Linked DNA regions of Homo sapiens: region 2 is linked to region 1. A link is a loop called in an ENCODE intact Hi-C map of the cell type or tissue named here. Cell type or tissue: ascending aorta. All regions are shown on one strand. Links, peaks and the distances in the headings refer to the core of each region. The heading gives the core; the rest is flanking DNA. Region 1 has its middle 180 kb from the start of MAFB. Region 2 has its middle 290 kb from the start of LINC01370.

Evidence for each region. A loop is a pair of places that touch in the nucleus more often than their neighbours do. Peaks named below come from ENCODE experiments on the same cell type or tissue, not always from the same donor. Only the 100,000 strongest peaks of a DNase experiment are listed, where the experiment ranks them.
Region 2: it touches region 1 in a loop (4-fold over the local background); 3 of 110 quality-filtered maps call a loop at or near these places.

What each region holds. Positions count from the first base shown.
Region 1 is chr20:40,503,346-40,511,689 of GRCh38, forward strand. No RefSeq gene overlaps it. Among named protein-coding and RNA genes, the nearest start is that of MAFB, 180 kb to the right of the region's middle. RefSeq lists enhancers at 2,818-3,329, 3,330-3,841. In ascending aorta, for the core only: no CTCF peak of the experiment used is centred there; DNase peaks (open chromatin) are centred at 2,441 and 3,426; H3K27ac peaks cover 1,774 bases.
Region 2 is chr20:40,289,366-40,297,709 of GRCh38, forward strand. No RefSeq gene overlaps it. Among named protein-coding and RNA genes, the nearest start is that of LINC01370, 290 kb to the left of the region's middle. In ascending aorta, for the core only: no CTCF peak of the experiment used is centred there; DNase peaks (open chromatin) are centred at 4,516 and 5,006; H3K27ac peaks cover 2,965 bases.

The DNA.
Region 1 (8,344 bases), core at 286-8,285:
CCAGATTCTTGCATAGCTGGCTTTTCCTCCCCTTTCCAGCCTTTGCTGAACTGACACTACCTCAAAAAGTTCCCCAGTAGCCACCCCAATGGAAGGAAGGTCTGCCCTGCTCATCCCTACCCATTGTTCTGCATCAGAAAAGAACACCCCACTGATTTCTTTTATAGAACTCATGTAAATATGTTATTTTCTTGGCTTTTTATTATTCACTTGGGGCCACCATGGTCCTGGCATATCCCCATGATCTAGAACAGTGTCTGTGTCTGACATAGAGCAGGTGGTGCTTCATAACTGAAGAACAGATGAGTGAATGAACAAATGAACAATAGTAAAGGTAAAATCATTACTGAGCCAAAGCACTTCTCTTTGCCTACTCAGGTTACTCAGGTTGTAATAGTGCGATTTGGTGGCAGGGTTGGGTGTTGACTGGCAGTGCACGCCTGTTCTCAGCAGCTGGGCAAAGGCGGGGCTATCTGTGATGGAAGCATAGGACAGGAGCCTGCATCTGTGGATGGAGCTAAAGAAGATTCTGGGGAGACTGTGGGGTGGCTGGAGAGCTGGGAATTTTCTACCTGCAGAGGCCCCTCTGCAGTTCCTTTCAGACATGAATGGTTCCATCCATGATATTGCCTTGTCTAAAGTTGAAAATGACCCTGTAGGCCAAAGTGCATGATTCCCACATATATTTCTTGGGCAGCCAAATTTCCTAACTTAACTAACGAGGTTCCCACCAGCCTCATTAGGCCTAAGATGGCTTCCCCATCATGAAAGCTCTTTGTTTCTATGAAAAGAGCTCTTAGGAGCCATTGAGCGAGATCAGCTCCTGCTGATCAATGCTGAAGAGCACTCATGGGGAACCTTCCAGTCAAGATCAGAGTGCTTTGGCCTCCCAAAAATCCCTAGTAAAGGCCATTTGGCTTTCTGAAGCCAGACAAAAGGCAATTATATGCATTTCTATCTTTGGAAAATGTATTTGAGGAATCAGTGGTGAGGCCTGAATGCAGGAGATGCAGAGAGTCTGGACTGCCTGGTGAAAAGGATGCTGGCCATGAAATCCCAAAGTCAGGGGACCTCTTCAGGTCACTTACAGGGTGACTCAGTCCAAATAGCACTGGAGGCGATCCACAGCCTGCCACCCATCTCAACCCTTTCATTTCGCCTCTGACCTTTCTCTTCTTGCCCATATTTGTTCTTGCATAAATTTAACATAGTTACATTCATAAATTCCAGTTAATATTCTGCTTTCTAGGTAATGTATAATAAACATCTTGTATGTTTCCATGAGATCTTTGTCATCAACACTGCTGATGATTACATTGGTGCACCATGATTTCATTTACCACACCCTTGTAAATGGGCCTTTGAGAATTATCTAGGGTTTTGCTGTTCTAGATATTGATGTAACACACATCTTTTGCTTATAGCTAGTCCTTTCCTCAAGATCATTTTCACACCTTGAATATCAGGGTGTGACAATATGTTCTCATATTGTCCCAAAAGCTTGTAAGAATTTGGATGGTCACAAGCAGTGCATGCATGATTTTCATTCCAACCTCACCAGCATTGGTCATTAATAACATTTTTTTCTTAAATGATTAACGTAAATCATTTTAATCTCCTTGGTTAGAACTAAGAATTAACATTTTTGAAAATGTTTGTTTAATTTTTACATAATTTCATATGTGAATTTTTGTTTAGAGATTTGCTCAGCCCATCCCATTCCTATCTGCATCTGTAAATTTAGGGTGTAAGTCACCATCCATGGCCACCTCTGAAGAATAAAGAATGATATATTCAGGGGGTAAAGTTATAAACTGTGGGCAGTACTCAAAGCTTCAAATCAAGTCCTTGCAATGGAGTAGGGGCAGCCTCATTAACAAGGACAGCCACACTTTCCCCAGTCAAGTCTTGATATACCACAGGACTAAGCCAGTGGGTCATAATATTTATGCACTCTGTGCCTCAGGCACTGTGCTAAGCACTTTACATATATATTTCACTTAATCTTTACAAGGTCACTGAGATGTAGACATTAGAATTTCCATTTTACAGATGGAGCTGAAATAAGTAAAGTAATTGCCCCAACATCACCCAGCCTAGTGAAGATTCAAACCCAGATCTGTGGATCCATAAAGCTATGATGTAACCACTGCATTAGCTTCTGAATAAATAAAAAAAAAAATCAAAGGGGTTAAAAAATTGAAAAACATGATACTGTCTCTACCCTACATGTGATCACCAGTCTCCTGAATAGATAAGTAGGGAGAGCCACAAAGCCATGTGACCTATGTCATTACAGGTCTTTGAGGTCAGGAAGCCATGAGGACAGAGGTGAGAATCCCTCACTGAGGAGCTGAGGAAGGCTTCATGGAGAAGGCCATGTCCCATGGAGTACTGAAGCATGAATGAGAATTTGCCTCATGGACAAGAGTTGGGCTGAAGAGAGAAAGGAGGGCTGAGAGCCGGGTCTCGCCAAGAATGTGTGCCCGCAGGTTGGCAGGACTTACGAGTAACTACAGAAGGTAAGTTTTGGACTCGAATAGACCTGGTTTTGAATCCTGCTTCTTCTTGCTAGCTATGTGATTAGATAATCATTTCAGTCTCTGAGCCTCAGTTTGCCCATCTGCAAAACAGGCACGATTGTTTCACCAGTTGTTGTGGAGACTGAAGAGCATATGGCAGTGATGTGCTCAGGCTGGTACCTGGCAGAGAATCACTGTGCTGCCATCCCTAAGGACCTCCCACTTTTCTTGTGCCTCATCTTCTGCTTCTATAAGCAAACCTGAGAGCGTGTCCCATGAGAAGTGGCCTCCAAGGACACACAGCTGGGAGCACATATTTTCTGCCCAAAGGAAGCAACCAGAGTGCAGTGAAAATCACCTGGTCTTGGATTTAGCTACACTTGGTTTTGCACCCCATTTATACCACTTACTAGCTTGGACCTCAGAATGTGGACAAGTTACTTACCTCCATTGAGGCTCAGTTTTATCATCTGTGAAATGGGGACAGTCAGCCCTGTCTCACAGGTAATAGGACACATGGGCCCAGTATCCTGGACATAATATACATCAGTGTGCAATAGAAGGTCCCCAAAACCCCACCTCCTTATAATCAACACATGTGGGCACTGACTGCAATGGCCTACAAGAGATGTCCATGATTATGTTCATCTACAGCCCCCATCTAGGGACATCCCCAAAGGCCCCTGGGGCCCTTCAACCTTCAGGGTGCCCAGCCTGGCAGGGCCTATGAGCAGTAGCTGTGCCTCTGCCCCGGAGACCAACTTCTCCACATCCCCCCCCAGCTATTGCGGGAAGAGGCATGACTCATTCGAGGGAAGAGGGTTGGCACCTTCTCCCCCAGCCGCATGGGGCCAGCCAGCAGGCCTGTGGTTAAAGGACCTGCCTGGATTGCAAAACAAGCCAGTTTGCTGCATTCTGGGGTCACGTGATGCAGCCGGGCGCTGTGGATGGCCTTTTCTTCCCTCGCCCACTGACTCACTGCATGCTTGCTTGCAATCACATGGGCTCCCTGGGCCTCAGCTCCCCCAAGTGTTCTCGTTGCTGAGCTCATTTGGAGAAGAACTAAATTGGAAGGACTACTTCCTTTTTTCCCTTTTTTATTGCACCATGACTATATAAATATATTCTCATTATGAAAAAAGTGTAAAGACTATCAAATATAGAAATATAGAAATGGGAAACCACCCCTCAGGCCCTACCACATGGCCTCTGCAGTTGTAAATATGGTTAATATTTTCCTGAGTGTCTTCAAGGGCTCTGTCTTATTTTTTAATTAATGTTAGTTTACACAAGAAACTAACATTCCTCCTTTTAGAAATATTAGAATATTACTAAGAAGGCAGGAGTCCTCCTTGACGCTGTCATCTCCAATCCCATCCAGAGACAACCACTATTATCAGTTAAGTGTTTCTCCTTCAATCTCTATTCTTTGTGTGGTGTGTATAGATTACATATATGTACAGATTACATATAGAGAAACAGGAGTGCTGAGAGCCGGGTCTCGCTGAGAGTGTGTGCCCGCAGGTTGACAGGACTTACGAGTAACTACAGAAGGTAAGTTTTGGACTCAAATAGACCTGGTTTTGAATCCTGCTTCTTTTTGCTAGCTATGTGATTAAATAATCATTTCAGTCTCTGAGCCTCAGTCTCATACTCTCATAAGAAAGGCTAGGTGTGGGGGACATTTCTATACTTATTTTCCCAACTGTATGTATGTATGTTTGCATAACTTGTATGTATGTTTCCGTAACTTGTTTTTTCACACATCAGAATGTCTCAGAGATTTTCCACATTGTTACACAGAGGAGCCACAATTTCTTTTAATGGCTGCTTAGTATCTAATACTATAAATGTGCCATACCTTTTAATTGTTGTCAGGTAGTGACTTTAAAGTTGTCTCCATTTTTTTCTCTATTCACAAGCAATACTACGATGAATATTTTCCTATAATCCTTCTTTGCCCACATGCAGGTATTTTTTGAAGGTTGACACCAAGGAGTAGAATCTCTAAATCATAGCTGCACATGTTTGGGTTCAATAGATACCATTGCATGGCCCTCCCAAGAAAACAGTTCCTATTCTCTTCCTAAGTATCTACAAATATGCATCCGTGTGCACATGGGAATTCACTTTCCAAGAGTTCATGGTAAAATGGTCAAGAGGAAGACTGAGAAATACAAAGAATTTCTTCTCCCCAGGACTGAAAGTCCTGTTGAGGGACAGCATAGAGAGTAAGGAAGTGCCACAGAGCATTTAAACTAGATGGAAAGTATCCACCATTGACTACAAACTCACTATAGAGATGGAGAAATTGAGGCCTCTCAAAAGGAATTGACTTGCCGAGATTCAGCTCCCAGTCCCTTCTTGCCAGGCTTACTCTCAGCAGTTACAATGAAGCATACCCCCTTGTGTAGGAGCCAGAAGGATAGTTTCCAAATTCAAACATGATTATGTCCCCTCCTGTGCTTAAAATATTTCAGTAGCTAATTGTGCTCCAACTTCAAGACACCACCCAGACTTTTTTCACTGTTCTCCGGACAGACCCAGGATCTCTTCGGCCCAGGGCCTTTGCATATGCTTTTGGTGCTCTCTGGACTATTTCTTGCTCCTGCCTCTCCACACTCTCACATCTTGCTAACTCCTACTCATTCTTTTAAGAGGGAGTGTTCTTGCTATGTTTCCCAGGCTGGTCTCAAACTTCTGGCCTTAAGCGATCTTCCTGCCTCAGCCTCCCAAGTAGCTGGGATTAGAGGTGCAAGCCACTGTCCCCAGCCCCTACTCATTTTTGAGATCCCAGATGAAACATTCCCTCTGCAGGGAAGCCACCTTATCCTCCTTGAACAAACCAGAGCCCTCTCATTATGTCTCTTATCATCTCACACTTCTCCTTCAGAGCACTGTTCACAGGTTCCATTTACATTTATGTGTGGAATACAGCAAATTCTCACTTAACATCATCAATAGGCCCTCAGAAACTGTGACATTAAGCAAAATGACCTACTGCATGCCATAGGAACTTACTTCTTGTTTATATCAATTAGCTTATGGGAAAATGATTTTGTTATATAGCACATTCTTTGACTTAAAGTCACAGTTTCTGAGAACTTATCAACAATGTTAAATGAAGACTTATCATACTTAAAAAATATGTGACTCACCTTCTGAGTCTACAGGCTATATTTCTTTCTACTGGGTCCCCAGCCTTTAGCCCAGAGTAGATCTCAGTATTATCTTAATGGATGAATAAATGAAGGAGTAGCTTTACTCCTCTTCCCTTACCCTGTGACCTTGTGGTCTCACTCCTCACATCTCTCCCTGAGGCTTTCCCTTTGTCATCAGAGCTGAGGAGACAGCCTTGAAAAGTTCATACCTTCAGGAGACAAGGCGGCTGTCTGAAAGTCACTGGGGCTTCAGAATCAGCCATGCCTGATTTCAAAGCCCATTCAGCCACTTGGATTCTGACATGTCACTTTTGTCCACTGAGACTGTTTCCTCATCTGTAAAATGGAGCAGCAGCCCCTGTCTTGCAGGATTGTGTAAGGCATGAGCACAGGCCCTAGCCCAGTCAGCTACCTATTGTGGGTGTTCAATGCTGGAGGAAGCCCCAGAGACACCCCCTTCTCATCATCACCATACTGTGATCTGAAGCAGGTTTCCATGCTTATGATAATACAATGTTAACACTCCCCATGTATTCAGATCTTTGCCTTGAATCTAGGAGGTGAGTTCAGCTCTAGCATCTGATGGAACCAACCAGTAGCCACCAGATGCAGATGCTAAGGGCCAACATGGGATGAGAAATGGTATTTCCAGATCCCTGGAAGAAAAGTTGGTCATAAGAGGAGATGGAGGGGTATTTCCTGAGCTCCAGCTTCAGGAATCAGTAAGGGAGGCTGGGGGAACATTCTGCAGCCTTTGCAAGGGGCACATATGTAGTTTCAGAGCTGGGACCATGATCAAGAAGTCAGGAACACCCCAGAACTTCATACACTGCTCCTTTTGTTTCTTTCTTACCCATGGATGTGGACCTATGCCTTAAATCAGCATTGTTTCTGGACTTCATCATTTGTCAAGTATTCACTAATGCCAGGTCCCCGACAGGTACTAGAGATTCCCTGGTGGGCAAGGCAGACATGGCCCCTGCCCTCCCAAAGCTGCCAGGCCAGTGTCTTGGCCTTAGCAGCAGCAAGGAAAGGGAGCTAGAGGGCTGGTGGCCTGCTTTGCCAGGTCTGGGTAATAGGAGGCCTTCTCGACAAAGAGGTGCTAAGGGATATTCCAGGGGAGCAAGAAGTAGCCTGCAGTCTGATCTTGACAAACAAGCAGCCAACCTGCTATGGGTCAGGAGGTGTCTGCTCTCTAGCCCTCGGCAGGGTCGTCTGGACAGCTCTCAGCCTTTCACCCTTCTCCAGTTAAGGGAGCAAAAGCAGTTAGTCTCCTGAAGTCAAAAATTGTAATTAATGAATTACCATACAACAGAACTGTTCTTATTTTATTTTATTTTGACAGGGTCTCACTCTGTCACCCAGCAGGAATGTAGTGGCATGATCACTGCTCACTGCAGCCTTGGCCTCCCAAGCTCAGGCGATCTTCCCACCTCAGCCTCCCATGTAGCTGGGACCACAAGAACCCACTACCACATCCATCTAATTTTTTGTATTTTTTTGTAGAGGTGGGTTTTCTCCATATTGCCCAGGCTTGTCTCAAACTCCTGGCCTCAAGCAATCCTCTCACCTCAGCCTCCCGAAGTGCTAGAATTGCAGGTGTGAGCCACCATTCCCCGTCTTGTTCTGTTTCTATATTGTGTCCCTAGGATCTAGCACAGTGACTACCGTAAGAAATACTTGGAGGAAAGAAAAAAAGAAAGGAGGAAGGGAAAAGAGAAGGAGGGAGAAAGGGAGGGAGGGAGAGAAGGAGGGAGGGAGGAGAAAGGAAGGGAGGAAAGAAGAAAGGAAGAGAAAGGGAAGGAAGGGAGGAAGAGAGGAGAAGCAGGGAGGAAAGAAGGAGGAAGGAAGGGAAAGAGGAAGGGAGGGAGGGAGGAGGAAAGGAAGAGAGCGAGGGATTCTGTGAATGTCCTACATTCATTCACTCACTGATTTATTTACCCAACTTTCACTGGCCACTTCTCATGTACTAGACTATAGAGATATCAACAAAGCAGGGGTAGTCCCTGCCATCATGAGTCTGCGTTCTGGCGCCTGCAGGGAGAGCACACTGAAAGCAGCATCTTTTTGTGCCTCCTGTAGAACAGCAGCCCCAAAAAATGCTGAGCCAAATGCTCCACTGTCAAACAAGCTTGAATCTGCGCGCCCCTGCTTCCCTTCTTGGATTGACACATCAGAATATCAAAGATTCTGAGAAGTTTTGCAATAAAAAATGCATAATTAACCAGGTCTGTTCCAAACTTTTTCAGCCTGAAACCTGCTTTTTCTCAGATTGACATCCCAGGATCTTAAAGGAATCAGGCGAGATCGCCTCCCTCTTGGCCCAGGGTGTGAGCCTCCCTGTCCTGTTAGGCCAAGTTTCTCCTCACCCAGAGCTTATTCCCGACAGCACGCCCTGTGGAGGGGCCCTGCCGCCACAATTTCCGAAGCCTGGGTTTCTTGGCACCTAAGGGACTGCTGCCCTGACAGTGCTCCAGCAAACCATGCCTGTGCCATCTTGCCCCCACATGTGCTGGAGTCATGGAGATACCTCCTGTTGTTCTATCCCTGAGACTTGAGGACAGGAAGAAGCAGCAGGAGAAACCACAAGGGGCCGGACTCTGATTGGAACAGCAGGAGGGCTGGAGGCCTGGCCTGACCTGCAGGCCTGCACGATGATGC
Region 2 (8,344 bases), core at 274-8,273, 210 kb before region 1:
GTTTTGCCCATCAGTGTGTGTGGCCCTGCAAAATCTGATGGCACCCAGCTTTGTGGAGTTTCCTGGCTATGTCTTAAAAGGACACATGACAGACAGCACAGCCATGGGTTTGCTCCAAAACAGAAACAGAAACTTGGATGCTTTGACAAAATTTGAAAAGGGATGGGTGGGCTCCTGGGATATCTAGCTTAGAAATAATTCTCATCGGAGGCTCTGCCATGACCTCAGTGCCAAGGAATATTCATTATCATGGACCTAGTGTCTTACCAAAGAGTCATAACTCTAAATTAGAAAACCTTAAGGCCCAAGAGAAAAGTGAAGAAGGGCAGAGTGGTAAGACAGGATCATTTCCAGAGCCAGTGAACAGTCATTCAACATAGCCAGGTCCCCTTCCAAAGGAACACGCCCTTGGTTGACTGCATTTGTGTATCTAATTATCGAGAGAAGTGGGCAACTTTTGTTTTGAGTCCCTACTATCTAGACCCAGCCATTTCCAAACAGACCTTGAACGTGGTGGAGGGGCAGAGAAAGAGCAGAAAGGTCAGAAACAAACATTTAGGAAACACTTACTTTGTTTCTGGAACCACTCTAGCTGTCTAACAAAGAAGGTCTCCTAGGACTTCGAAATACCTTAGGAGGTAAATTAGATTACCCCCATGTCACAGGTGGCTTAGAGAGGTTAAGTGATGATCCCACAGGGATTTAATAGCAGAGCCTGGAAGAAAATTTAGGTTTGTTTGACTCCAAAGCCCATCTTCACCCAATACAACATACCCAAAGCAAGGGAACACACATACACAAACACACAACTCTTTTTTTCACTGTAACTACTTATACAACTGGACTAGATTATAGAGGGTGATGTTTTCTTCCCAATGTTTCATACTCTCTGGGAAGAGTAAAAGACACATTGGACAGAGCAAGAATGTCACACTGTCATACATCATGCTGATATTCACTTCTTAGAAAATACTTTTGATATTGTATATGAAGTCTCATAAATATTCATTTTCCTAATCTCCTTATACCAATAGATGGTACTGTTTAACTCTCTGTGGAGAGCTGTGAGGCAGACATTGGCAAGGGATGAATCCCCAATCTCTGCTCCTCCCCAAAAGTTGACAGCCTGGTAGGATGGATATTTGGGTTGCTTTTATTTTGTGGTGAAATATTGCAGTAACTATTCCTGCTTTGCTTCTTCTTAGGTACTGTAGGAGTTTAAAAGTTCCTGAAAGAGCATCAGCTCAAACACATCAACTTACAAATGAAGAAAATGCAGACAGAGAAACGAAGTTCTTTCTTAATATTACATAGTAAGTCAGTGGAAGATCCTGGAGTAACTTATGCTCCATGGCTCCCTGACTCCAGGTAGTCAAATGTCTTGACAAACAGGGAAGCCTACTCCATGTGTTTTGTTAACAGATTTATTGACTTCAATGTATAATTTACATAATATTGAATTCACTTGTTTTAAGTGTACAGTTAAATGACTCTTTGTAAATTTATAAAATTGTACAATCATTGCCACCATCTAATTTTAGAACCTTTCCATCACCCTAGAAAACACACCTTGAGCCCACTTGTAAACAGCCCCTGATCCCACCCCTACCCCCAGAAAGCTGCAATCTACTTTTTGTCTCTATAGATTTGCATTTTCTGGATATTTCCATATGTAGACTCATACAATATATGGTATTATGTGTTTGTTTCTTTTTCACGTAGCATAATGTTTTAAGGTTCATCCATGTTGTTATGTGTATCCATACTCCACTTCTTTTTATTGGCAAATTGTTTTCTATAACATGGATATATCCCATTTTGTTTACCCATTTACTATTTAATGGATATTTGAGTTGTTTTCACTTTTTGGCATACTGGGTTTTAACCCACATGCCTACCCCAAATGACTGATCGTGGCTGCTATGTATATGAAGGATTTTGTGGCTATATCTAGACTCAATGGGAAGAGTGCCCTTGATGATTAGTTATTTCTGTCAGTGGAGAGGGAACAGAAAATGTGGGCATGCATACAAAGTATCATTACACTGTTTCCAAAGGGGTCTCTTCTTGTTTTAAATAAAGTAGTCACATTTCTCTCATGAAAAGAGTTAAAAGAAGGCAAGTCACTGCAATTGGGAAGAATCATGCTCATTTTTGGTGATGAGCATACCTTTTACATACAATTTACTACTGCACAATCAGTGGCTGGGGCTTCTTTAGCATATTTTTCTGGAAAGGCAATGGAGCCACATGGTCATGGCTCCTTCAGGCCAGTTTCTCACTGGGCTCAGGATTAACACCATTTATGTGGCCAAGGGTTGGTGAACTCAACCGCAGATAGCCCCAAGTGACTGATGAGTTAGCATTCCTGGTGATCTTGTCAACAGCCAAGTTGGGTCTTTTTTAATTTTTTTATTCTGTTTTTTTTTTTTTAAGTAAAACTAGGAAGATATATTATTTCCAGTTTTCCCTTGGGGATGGAAGTATAGACTTAACTATTTCAAAACTCAGTGGGCTTGGTGGTGTCTTTGTATTGTCATTTATAAGAAAAGAGATGGGAATTTGAGTGGGCCTGTTGGAAGAATGAGGAAATTGTGGTTTATGTAAATACATCCCAAGCAAAAAATCCAGTATTACTTTAGGATAATATAAAGAAAACACTGTTGTCAGGGGGAAAAATAGATAGAAAAAGAAAAAGTATTAGAGGATAAAGAAGAAGAGGAAGAAGGCAGAAATTGATAAAGGATAAAATAAATTGCAAATAACGCATTGGTTGTTTGTTAGTCAAACTCAGCCTACAACCATGTTGTAATTGTTCCACATCTTTTTGCAAAAGAAAATGAATTGGTTCCAACACTTAAAAAAATCAGGACACATTATGTACATTTCTAAGTGCCCTATGTGCTTTGAAAAAAGAAAGAAAGTAGATGACAGGTTGATGCGTGCAGCAAACCACCATAGCACGTGTACATCTATGTAACAAACCTGCACATTCTGCACATGTACCCCAGAACTTAAAGTATAATAAGAAGAAGAAAAAAGAAAGAAAGTCTGGTAAACATTTGCTATAATAGAGTAATAGCTGTTCCCTGTGAATGGGGCAAAAACGTAGGTTTATTGCGGCACCGTTAACAATAGCAAAGACTTGGAACCAACCCAAATGCCCAGCAATGATAGACTGGATAAAGAAAATGTGGCACATATACACCATGGAATACTATGCAGCCATAAGAAGGATGAGTTCATGTCCCTTACAGGGACACGGATGACTCTGAAAGCCATCATTCTCAGCAAACTAACACAAGAACAGAAAACCAAACACAACCTGTTCTCACTCTAAAGTGGGAGTTGACCAAGAAGAACACATGGATGCAGGGAGGGGAACATCACACACTGGGGCCTGTCAAGGGGTAGGGGGCTAGGGGAGGGATAGCATTAGGAGAAATACCTAAAGTAGATGTCGGGTTGGTGGGTGCAGCAAACCACCATGGCACGTGTATACCTTTGTAACAAACCTGCACGTTTTGCACATGTACCCCAGAGCTTAAAGTATAATTTAAAAAAAAGAAGAAAAGAAAGAAAGTCTGGTAAACATTTGCTATAACAGAATAACAGCGGCTCCCTGTGGATGGGGCAAGAATGCTCCAGTTGGCCGGAGTCTTCACTATACCCTACTGTTTACATTCAGTAGCTTCACACGTTTATGTGACTCTGCATCTGCAACATCTGAAACAACTGTGTCCATATTGACTCCCAGCCATCCTGCCGGGACCTTGGGTTATCACCACATTTTTCAGAGGGTAAAGTAAATGTTGTAGGGGTTAACTGACGTGCCCAAGGTCACCATCAGTAAGAGTCAAAGCTACTTCTCATTTCCAGATATCTGCTGCTTTTTGCAGTCTGTCATCTTGCTTTGATAGGTAGAGAAAAGAATTGATTAAATATAAAGCAAAGAATGGAGTAAAAAACAAAGGAAAAAAACTGAGGAAGAGGGAGTGATGGGAGCTTTTAAAATAACCGTTTATTACTTGGTTGAAAATTAAGCTAAAGCATGGACTCTGCCAATGAAGGGCCAAACACAAGTTGGTTGGACACATATATTCTTTCCCCAGGTCCTAGAAACAAGTCCACGCATCCTAGGCAGAAAACATTGTTTTCCTGACTCACAGAGACAACTCTGAAAAGCATCTGAGAGTTGGTTTAGGAATAAAATCACCTGTTTAAATTAACTAACATTTTCTAAATATTTATTTAGGAAATAATATTAATATACCTATCACTCACAACTTGATAATATTACCTATCACTCCCAAACTTCAGTGGATTAGCAAGCTCCCCAGGCAGTTCCAGAAATGCAGTTTAGGCCAGAGTTACTATCTGGTGGTATAGCCCCTCTCTAAATCAGTCTCTGGAACAGGCCTGACCACTGTATTCTGTCAGAATTTATTGAGGCAGCATAAGACCTTGTTTCTCACTTCTTTGGCCCTTGGCAAAAGAACCTGAGATCTCCCCTGAGAGTCACCACGTGTACAGAAATAGAGGAGAGCAGAGAAAACAAGCATTTCTTTTTGCAACTTCACAATCTATTTCTGGGGTTGAACAGAAGCCATTAAAACATTCCCATGACTCTGTGCCAAGCCCCCAAATTACTAATGACAGACATGCTGGCTCAAAGGGAGTCACTGCTGGCAAATATCCCTCTGGTATCTTGTTAACAGTAATAACCCTGAGCCTTTCATTGAAAGATCTCAAAGCACAGTGCAAGCCTTAATTGACTCTCCCCTCAACTCTGTCCCTGAAAAAGGTAATTATCATTATATTCCTCAGACAGTTTACACAGGGGTTAAATGGGCGACGGAGGTTGAATGATTTATCCTTGTTTCATATTCCGAGTTGAAAGGAAAAGTCTAAATAATGTCATAACTTGGGGTGAACTCAGCTGTATGACTTGCTGGAACCAGTGGGATAGCAGAAACAGAGAGAACGAGAGCCTGGTGAGGCTGATGCAACGAGAGAGGCCACAGGCCAAGCACTGTGTGCAGAGGTGCTGACCTGGAGTTATTTTAGCCTAAGGACATTATCCATAACTGCCCAGTGCAGGCCAGAAGGAACAGAGAATCTAAGCCAGAGTCCTGGAAGTGGGAGACCCTCAATATCACGTACCTAGAGTCTAAAGCCAGAGTCCATGCTCAGTGATTTAGACAAAAATCAGTCTCTATTTCTCTGGTGTGCAGTGTACCAAGAGTTGGAAGTGTACCTGGACCCCAAACAGATAAGAGGTTCATCTCAGTGGAGAACTTGCATGCTGGGCATGGCATCTGGGACAGTCCCCCAGTCCTAGGAACTGCACCATCATGAAGATGAGCACCACTGATCTCACAAACCAATTCCTCCTACTACAAATTCTCACCTTAGTAAACAGGGCCTCTCCTTACTTAAGAGCCATAACCAAAGTGCAGGGAGTCATCAACTCCATTTATATTTGATACCCAAGTTCAGATGACACAATTATCTTCCAAACCAGGCTTCTTATCACCACCCCTACCACCATTGACTCATTTGAAACCTCATTATATCTCCCCTGGATTATTTTAACAGCCTCCTGGCTGTTCCTGTTGCTTTCAGACTTTTCCCAAGCCAAACAATCGGGACTGTCCAAAGGATATGAGACTGTCCAAAGGATATTCCTGGAATGCAAATGTAAGCATGGCATTTATAAACTCCCCTGATAAAATTCTTCAAGTTCCCTTCCACAGGGAAAAGTGTAAAATTCAAAAATCAGGGTGAAATTATGTTTCCGATAAATAATGCTGAAATAATTCATCACCAGCAGATTTGCACTATAAGACATATTAAAGGCTGTTCTTCCAGCAGAAGGAAAATTATGCCAGCTGAGAACTTAGCTCTACATCATAGGCATGAGAAACATTAGAAATGGTATATATAAGTGAGTATATATAAAACACTATTTTTCTCATTTTTATTTCTTCAAAAGACAAATGTTTGAAGCAAGAATAATGCTATTTATAACATAGGCATGAATCAAATTGAATGGTAACAAAAGATGGAAGGGGATAAATGAAAGCATATAATGTATATAATATAAGAGTCTTACATTATTCATGAAGTGAGATGATATCATTTAAAGGTAGGCTGAAGTTAGTTAAAGGTGTGTGTTATATTCCCTAGGGCAATACTAAAAACTAAAGCAAGGGCTAGCTAATAAGCCAGTAGTGGAAATAATAGAACACTAAAACAATAATTGACAAAAACGGATGCAGAAAAGAAGACAATTAAAAAAATGAATAGCAAGATTGTAGATTTAAACTTACTATACCAATAACTACATTAAATATTACTAATCTTGACACTCCAATTAAAAGACAGACTGTCAGAGAGGATAAAAAGGCAATACCCAAATATAGGCCAACTGTAGAAAGCCCTCTTTAAAGTCATAGTGTGGTTACAAGTTAAAGGATACAAAATTAAATACCATGCAAACAAACACTAGACACAGACTAGAATGTCTATATTAATATCATACAATGTAGACATCAGGATAAGCAATATTATGAAATAATATGAAGAATTTTATAATGAAAAATTAGAAAGTACATCCAGAAGATATAACATTTTCAATCTGTATACAAACCTAATAACAGAGCTTCAACAATGCCTGAAACCAAAGTTGATAGAACTGAAAAGACAGTGAGACAAATTCATAATTATAGTTAAAAGACTTCAACATTGCTCACTCAGTAATTATTAGAACAAGTCAGCAGGTAATTATTAGAACAAGTAGTAAAGGTATAGATGACTTTGATAACGTTAAAAACCAACTTGACCTAAGTGAAATGTTTAGAATAGTCCACTCAACATGATAATATGCATTCTTTTCAGGTGCACAGGGAAGACTATATGGTGTTATATTATATTATAAGCTATAAAAGAAGTATCAATAAATCCAAAAAATCTGAAATTATTCAGAGTATCTTCTCTGAAAAAATTAAATTAAATTATAACCAAGAATACAAATATTCTATGTGAAAACATCTCCTAAATTTGCAAACTGAACAACACACATCTATATAGACTGTGAATTAAAGAATAAATCACAAGAAAAATTAGAAAATATTTTGAACTGAAATATAATGATATCAGAAAATATTAAAGCAATTGTGGAAAGGAGCTAAATCAGCATGTAGCTGGAAATGTATACTATATTATAAAGTGCTTATGTTAGGAAACAAAAATCGTATAAAATGAGTGACCTGAGCTTTCATTTAAATAATCTATAAAAAAGAGCAAGCTAAACCTGAAGGGAATAGAAGTAAGAAAGTAATGAGAGGAAGCCAATGAAATAAAAATTAGACAAACAAAACAGAAAAATCAATGAAACTGAAGCTGTCTCTGTAGAAATACAAATAAAATTTATAAACTCTTAAATAGACTAATAGCATTTTTTAAAAAGAAGAAACAATTCCAATAATTTAAGGTAAATGGGGACATCACTACAAATCCACAGAAATTTTAAAGAGTAATAAATAAGGGTCAATAATAAACAAAATTATGCTAACAAATTTGACAACTTAGCTCAAATGAATAAATTCTTTGAAAGATACAGATTATCAATATTGACTCAAGAAGAAATAGAAAACTTGGATAGTCCCATATCAATTTTTAAAATAAATCCTTAATTAGAAACATCCACACAAAGAAAACTCCAAGCCAAGAGGACTTCATTGGTGAATTCCAATACATATTTATAAAATAAATAACAATTCTACGCAAACTCTTTCAAAAAGAGAGTATGGAGGAAGATTTCTCTAATCATTTCATGAGGACTCTTTTACCCTTACCCAAAACCAGACAAAATATTACAAGAAAAGCATACTTTAGACTGATATTTTTTATGAAAAAAACACAGAAAAATCCTTAATCTTTAGTAAATTATAATCATCTAGATATAAAAAGGTAGTATATTATAAAAAATAGATTTCAGACTTTCATGACTGGCTTAACATTTGAAAATTTACTGTATGATCAGAATAAAGAATAAAAAATCTAGTCACGTTTCAGTATAAACACATATTCATATGTGTGACAAAATTTAACTCTTTTTTATGATTAAAAAATCTTATAAAACTAGAAATAGAAGAAAATTGCCACAATATTATACAGATTACCTATGAAATAGCTGCAGATAATATCATAATTAATAATGAAAGACTGAATTCTTATTCTCTAAGTTCTGGAATAAGGAAAGATGTCAGTTCTCACCACTTCTATTTAATACTGTTACTGAAGTCAAATAAAAGTCATACAGTCTACAAAAAATTAAAGC